3 separate regions of the Homo sapiens genome follow, and regions 1 and 2 are each linked to region 3. A link is a loop called in an ENCODE intact Hi-C map of the cell type or tissue named here. Cell type or tissue: A673. All regions are shown on one strand.

Evidence for each region. A loop is a pair of places that touch in the nucleus more often than their neighbours do. Peaks named below come from ENCODE experiments on the same cell type or tissue, not always from the same donor. Only the 100,000 strongest peaks of a DNase experiment are listed, where the experiment ranks them.
Region 1: a loop joins it to region 3, with 11 times the contacts of the local background. A loop is called at or near these places in 70 of 110 quality-filtered maps.
Region 2: it touches region 3 in a loop (3-fold over the local background); 5 of 110 quality-filtered maps call a loop at or near these places.

The regions. Positions count from the first base shown.
Region 1 is chr2:119,659,181-119,661,680 of GRCh38, reverse strand. It overlaps a transcript of CFAP221 not described here. Among named protein-coding and RNA genes, the nearest start is that of TMEM177, 19 kb to the left of the region's middle. In A673, a CTCF peak has its summit at 1,443 (motif pointing right); a DNase peak (open chromatin) is centred at 1,460.
Region 2 is chr2:119,524,509-119,527,008 of GRCh38, reverse strand. No RefSeq gene overlaps it. Among named protein-coding and RNA genes, the nearest start is that of SCTR, 1.3 kb to the right of the region's middle. In A673, no CTCF peak of the experiment used is centred here; DNase peaks (open chromatin) are centred at 878 and 1,218; H3K4me3 peaks cover 653 bases; H3K27ac peaks cover 2,299 bases.
Region 3 is chr2:119,406,844-119,409,343 of GRCh38, reverse strand. No RefSeq gene overlaps it. Among named protein-coding and RNA genes, the nearest start is that of TMEM37, 24 kb to the left of the region's middle. In A673, a CTCF peak has its summit at 1,465 (motif pointing left); DNase peaks (open chromatin) are centred at 983 and 1,443; H3K27ac peaks cover 755 bases.

The sequences.
Region 1 (2,500 bases), 250 kb before region 3:
CTACCTGCCTCAGCCTCCCAAAGTGCAGGGACTACAGGTGTGAGCCACCATACCCAGCCTCAAAAAACATTTATTGAGAGCCTGCATTGTGCCAAACATCTTGCTGCATGCTGGGGATACAGAAATGAGTAAGACATGGCTGCTGCTGGGTGGGGCAAACTTGCCAGCTGATTTCTTTAGAGCAAAGGACATTTGCTAATTTGTATTTTTTTCTATATTACATGTTTTAAAGAATAAGCAATTAAGTAAAATACAAATATCATCACATAATATCTTTACTCTTAGAGACTCCAAAGCTGAAAGTTTAAATAAAAAGTTAAAAAATGTAAATCTGTAATATTTTCATTGATTACCATGTAGTAGAGAGAAGAGTGGACTGGGTACCAGGATCATGGCTCACTGCAGCCTTGACTACCTGGGCTCAGGTGAGCCTCCCACCCCAGCCCCCCAGGTAGCTGGGACTACAGGTACACACCACCACGCCTGGCTAGGCAACGAAACCTTTGCAGGAAACCAAGATCCTGCCCAAACCTGGCTCTTCTGCTAATTGGGTAAGTCCATGAAGCTTTCTGGGCCTGAGTTTCTGCATAAAATCACACTAATAACAGCTACTTTATGTCTTAGAATGTTTTGAGGATCATTGAGAAAATACTTCACAAACCGGAAGTTCTAGAAAGGAAAGCAATAATAATCACTTCTAAAATGAAGCTGCTTGGCCAGGCATGGTGGCTCATGCCTGTAATCCCAGCACTTTGAGAGGCTGAGGCGGGTGGATCACTTGAAGTCAGGAGTTTGAGACAAGCCTGGCCAATATGGTGAAACCCCATCTGTACTAAAAATAGAAAAATTAGCCGGGCGTGGTGGCGGGTCCCTGTAATCCCAGCTACTTGAGAGGCTGAGGCAGGAGAATCGCTGGAACCTGGGAGGCAGAGGTTGCAGTGAGCCGAGATTGTGCCACTGCACTCCAGCCTAGGTGACAGAGCAAGACTCTGCCTCAAAAGAAAAAAAAATGAAGTGACTGCAGTGAAGTATCCCGATTCTTCGGTTACAGGTATCTTTGGCCTTAGAAGGAGAATGGCATGATAACCCGAGTTAATGCAAGACAGGGGAACTGGCAGGTCTTCAGAAACAGCTGTTGAACCCAGGGATACTCATTCCCTTGGCCAGCCCCTGATTATGGCCATGGTCTCTAAGGAACCCGGATGATTGATCCCATAGGGAGTCCCCAAACATCACGTGGTCAACGATTTCACCGAAGGAACTTTTTCTGATGGACTCATTATGGAAGAAAATACATATAAGCCTTCTTTGCCTTTTCCACCTAAAAGTGGTCTGAAACAAGGAAGAAAAGCACAGATGATGATCTGATAAATATTATTTGGAAGTCGATTTGGTGGAAACGGGTTACAACTTGGGAGTCAGGAGAGGCCTTTCTTGTGGCAACCACCAGGTGGCACCAGATCCCCAACACAGTCAATACAATCTTTCCAAGGGGCCACGACCTTTTCAACCTGGGGAGAGCAGGGAAATAAGAGAAATTGGCTCTTGTTTATAGGTGGGGAAACTGAAATGGACATAAGTACATGCACTGACATGGGAACAGGCTCAAAGTCTGGAGCCAGAAAGTTCACACCAACAATGCAATGTGGGGCACCCAGCAAGAAAGGGAGATTGGGTAGGTGGAAGTAGCCAGGGATTCAGTAGCTGCTGGTTGGATGTTGGTGAACGAAGTGATGTGCACAGCATGGTATTAAGCGTGGATGCTGAGGGAAGCAATTCCCTGAACAAACATTGCCTGGGCCCTTCCTCTCCACAGAAGCAGGGACTAGGTAGGCCTTGCCTCAGAGGTCAGTACAGGGGCCAAGGGGCAGAGGCCTGGGGAAACCTTAGGTGAGAAGGACACTAAGCAAGAAGGTGGTGAGGTCATAGGGAATAGCATGTGCAGAGGCCCAGGGGTGCGGACGAGTGGGTTATGCTTCGGAAACTGCTAGTAGGTCAGGCCAGTGACTGGTTAATGTGGAGGAGGAATGCAGAGGAGCACATGGGAGCCCTTGGGGGCCTTAAAAATTACCCACAAGAAGGATAAACCAGAAACTAAAGAGATGGTTGCCCACAGTGGGAAGGGTGGGTACCCATGGGGCAGCAAGATGGCGGAATGGAGATGGATTGGGAATGAGAAGGAATGATACTTCTCTGAGTATCTTTGTATTTAGAGCCATCGTAATGTTCCACGTACCCTGAAATAAATAATTAAACCCAACTAGCGTGTAGGGGAACCCAAGATGAAATACAAACAGTAACACATGAACCTAACTCATATGAAAACACAACCACACTGATGGGAGTAGGAGACAAAGAAAGCAACAGAACCAGCCCAGGCAATTCGGGAACCAGTATTTTAACTGGACTCTATAAAGCCAAAGTAAAAAGGACACCAATACTGTAATGTAGTTAGTAAATGTGTTTCTCGCAAGGAGATGTGTTAGCAAATGGGATGTTA
Region 2 (2,500 bases), 120 kb before region 3:
CAGCCATCTCAAAATATGTCAAATAATAGAGTGAAATATTTTGTTTCCTTCACGACACAGGCTTGGGCTCAGTCCTGAATTCAAATCCTGGCTCCTCCCCTTATTAGCTGTGCTGATGGAGGCAAGCACTTATCTTTCCTAAGCCTCAAGTTCCCATCTCTTTTATGGTCTTGGAGGACTGGATATGATAACACACCCGAGCTTCCTAACAGACTCCCCAGCACACGACAGGTGGTAAATATATGGTTAGTTTTCCTACCTCTTCCCTTCTACCCCTATTGTGAAATTGTCTTAGGCAGGTTTTAAGGACCTTTCAGGGAGCACTTCAATCCCTTTTCTCAACTCTCTGAGAGGCAGAGCTTCCCATTTAAGCAAGAATGGCTTGCTACAGGCCAGAAATGTATTGAATTGCCCAGAACTAATGTTGTTTTGTTTTTTCATCAGATATCACGAAGCTCTGGTATAAAGCACGGATTGCATTTTTGTGTTGTTTTCTTTTTATTTATTTCAACGCCAAACAGCCATACGCAGCGTTGTTACAGAAAACATTCAAACAACACAGAAATCTGTATAGTAAAAATTGCAAGTCCTTACCTCAGGCACTTTGCGATGGATATTTAGGGTGCTGCGGTTCAAGCAGCCTAGGAAATAACATTTTTCTTTCTAGCCTGAAACTTGAACCAATTGAGAAATAAGATCAAGACAGATGCGGCCAAATATCACTTTATAAAGTCAGTATTGCAGAATGTGGTTTATACTTGTAGGCAAGTGGGTTTCCTAACTAAACCCCAGAATTAGAGAGACAACAGTTCATACTGGACCAGTTCCAGTAGAGCCTCGACCACTAATCACAGCCTGGCCCAGGGAAATCCAGTTACAGGCTCTCTGTAGGGGGGCACACTGTCAAAGGAAGGAGAGAGGAGGGGACCGAACTCATGCCAGTTCCTTATTCCAAATGCATCAATCATGTAAGCTGGCCTCACCTGTGTATACGTGCCTGCATGCATGCTTGCGTGTGGGTGCACATGAGAGAGAGGTGGGGGATAGACAGACAGAGAGAGGGAAGGGGTAGAAACAAGTCAGGAGCATTATAGTAATGACTGCTGCCCATGAGAAAGAAAGAAATAAGGGTGATTCCCTTTCCCCATATATCATCTCGTTTCCTGCCACTGTCATAGTGCTTCCGCAAACATCCTTGCACATTTCATTAGGCCCTTGGGTGAGTATTTATGTAGAAAGAGTTTCTAGCAGGGGGTTGGTGATTATGTATACTTTAGGTTTGATGTGTACTGAGCATTGGTTTTGGACCTAGGAGCTGAATGGATTTTCCTCCCTTTTATTTCTGCTGGGATTTACCAGCCTCAATTTACTAATAGTCTCTTCCGGTAGGGAAGGCTGCTAAGGACAACACATTGTTACCTTAACAGCTGCATGGCCTTCTGCGTAAGGGCCAGTTACAGAGAGTCGGGTCAGCCATGTAAGGGTAGATTCAGGCTTTCCTGTCTGAGCCTCTGAGTTGCAGTACCCAGACATGTAATGAATCCTCCTCCACCTCCAATGCCCTCCTCTGTCAAATGGACATCGTATCACCTAGGGGTGTGAGGGAGAATTAAATGAGCTGATGTACTTAAAGTGCCTGGGAGAAAGATCAAGAAAGGAGGAGAGAGAAGAAGGAAGGGAGTGGGCACCAGTGCAGACTAAGGAAAATTGAGTTTGCAAGACCCATCTAGTGCTGGGCCCAGTGGCTCATGCCTGTAATCCCAGCACTTTGGGAGGCCGAGGTGAGAGGATCTCTTGAGCCCAAGAGTTCAAGACCAGCCTGGGCAACATGGTGAGACTCTCTTTTTTATGTAACAGTAAAAAAGGGCCATCGCCCTGTACTAAGAGGCCAAAAGAGACGCCTTGTACTAAGAGGACGTCTTGTACTAAGAGACGCCTTGTACTAAGAGGCCAAAAGCAAACCTCCAGGATACACAGCACCGATGGAGAGGGCTACTGGGACTACCTGCCTGAGGCTTAAATAGCCTCCCAGGGGGTTCATCCTCAGGACGGTCCCCAGATGCCTGAGTGTACCACAGATCCTCCTTGGTCATCATCAAAGGAGGAGTTCATGGGAGTGAAACTTCATGGAATTAGCGCTAATGACTTCAATAATGAAAAAATCGGAAATAAAGTGCAAGGTAGCTATCGGGGGGAATAGATGCAATGGGCCTCGACTGTGTGACAACTTTCAGTCCGAGAGTGGGTATTATCAGACGTGTTGTTAGGGATGAGAAAGCCGAGGCTTACAAAGGTGACCTAAGTTGCCCACCGGCCCCCAGCGAGCTTGCGCTTTCTGTCCGTGGACTCCAGAGACAGTGCTCTTTCCGGACCCGGGGTTGGGCGGGATTGCCGCGTAGAAGGCTAAGCCAGCGTGCCCTCTCCTGGCCTCCTCCAGCTTGGGCCCAGCCTGCGGGAGCCGACTCCGGGTCCCCGCGCCCTCCCTCTGCCTCCTCCCCTG
Region 3 (2,500 bases):
TGCATGCTGTATCGAAACATCCAATGTAACCCATAGATATACACAACAACTATGTACCCACAAAAATTAAAATAAAACAAAAACACATAATATACTGATTGATGTTCTGTGACCTCAAGTTAATTGGAAAAGTTGGGTCATGTGTCCTTAAGAAGGCAGGGAGCCCACAGGCATTTAACATGCTTTCTATCCATTGTGATGGGCTGTTCCTGCCTGAAGGGGTCAGCTGCAAATATTTGGGACAGATTTATGTGCAACCAGTTACGTAGGTTATTCCAATGTGTGTCTGTGTTAGGGATTACAATATTATTATAATATTTGTTGAGCACTTGTGTACTAGATACTGTGCTAGGCACGCTAGAATGTATTGTTTCATTTATTCCTCACATCAACTTTTTTTTTTTTTTTTTTTTGAGACGGAGTCTCCAGGCTGTCGCCAGGCTGGAGTGCAGTGGCGCGATCTCGGCTCACTGCAACCTCTGCCTCCCGTGTTCAAGCGATTCTCCTGCCTCAGCCTCCCGAGTAGCTGGGACTACAGGCGCCCGCCACCACGCCCAGCTAATTTTTGTATTTTTAGTAGAGACGGGGTTTCACCATGTTGGCCAGGATGGTCTCGATCTCTTGACCTCCTGATCCGCCCGCCTTGGCCTCCCAAAGTGTTGGGATTACAGGCGTGAGCCACCGCACCCGGCCCGCATCAAACTTTTTAGGCAGGAACTACTATATCTCCATTTTAGGGAGAGGCAACAGAAGCACAAGGAAGTCAGGCAGCTGACCCAAGCTCGTTTGCATCTGGGGTTTCAAATCCAGGGCTTTCTGCACCATCAGCACTCTCAGCACAACACTTGCACTCTGGACTCACCACTTGCAACCTGGGTGCTCCCTGAAGGCCTGGGTTTGATTGAAGAGTCTCAGAAATCTCCCAACGGCATTTCCTGGAGACATTTCAGAATGCCCAGCTGCCTAGATGGTGAGAAGAGCACCAGGAAATGCCTCCCTCTGGGGAAAATCTAAGTGGGGACTGGAGCAGACTGTGTGGATTCAGGGCTCTCACGCCCCTGGCAGGCTCGCTGAGCTGGGCGGTGCTGTTAATTCAATGCAGATTGAGTGTCCTTTATCCAAAATGCTTGGGACCAGAAGTGTTTCAGATTTTGGATTTTTTTTTTTTTTTCAGATTTCGGAATATCTGTATATACAGAATGAGATCTCTTGAAGACGGGGCCCAAGTCTAAACATGAAATTCATTTTTTTCATATACATCTTTTACATGTAGTCTGAAGGTAATTTTATACACTGTTTTAAATGGTTTTGTACATAAGACAAAGTTAGTGTACACTGAACTACTGGGGTCACCACCAACACAAATGTCTCAGCCGAGAATAAACTTGGCTTCCCAAGTCCTGTCTGTGGGTAGAGGGCCCACAAATCCCAACACATTCCAACATCTCCCTCTGCTGGCCTCTGCCTGACATTACAGACAAATAATTGATTTATTCCCCACCCAAGTCTGGCACCCCACTGCCACAAACATATACACATCTTGCAGACATAAGAGATTTTAGTGCCTCTGTGTCTCTTTCCCTCTTCTTTTGGTAGCACTGCCCTGTTCTCTGGGGGGAGACTGGCCCTCTCCCCTTGCCCACGTTACCCGTTCCCAATGGAGCCACAGTCTCAGAATCCTGTCATTCCTGGCTGTGGCAAGGGGCACATGGCCTGGGGGTGGTGACAGTAATGGATGGGTCTGAGGGGTGAGTGCCTAGTCAACCTAAATGGGACAGTTCTGGGGCATTATATATACACTTGGAAGTCCCTTCTTCCTCTAGGGTCTCCGTCGGTGGGGCAGTCAGCAGCCACTGCCCTCCTCTCTGCCTAAGAAAGTCCCTCCCCAGCAGGACAGAACAAGGCCACTGCACAGAGACACCCTAGGGAGGGAAGGCTGGAGGCACACTCAGATCCACACCCTGGATCTACATTCCTAGATCCAGGCCCAGTGGGCCAACCAGTTTGCTGTGGGACTTGAAACTGAAGTGGAGAAAAAAAGCCACACACGTTGAAGCTGGGGGCTCCCTAGAGATTTGACCACCATTGCAACTGAGCATGTGGACTTGGCTGTGCACACTGGTCACTGTACCTGGGAATATACTGAGTCAGTCTGCACAGTATTCATTAGCATTCATTTTATTTGTTTTTCAGCCATTTCTTGTGTACATCTTTTTGTTTATTTCCACCCCCAACCCCCATCCCAACTGCCAAGCTCTCTCACTGTCTCCTGAGCAGGGACAGGTGCTTTCATTTTGTCCAGTGGTGCAGGTCCTGGTCCTGCGATTTTAAATTAGAAAGACATCAGGCCAAGCCTCAGTTTACCCAGTGATGGGGGAGCCCTATGGCAGGAGCACACCTGGTCCCTCCCCATCTCCCACACAGCCTCTGGCTGCAGTGACACTGGAACCCAGGGAGGCAGGATGTTCCCAAATGTCCCTTAGTGGAGTAACAAATGGCA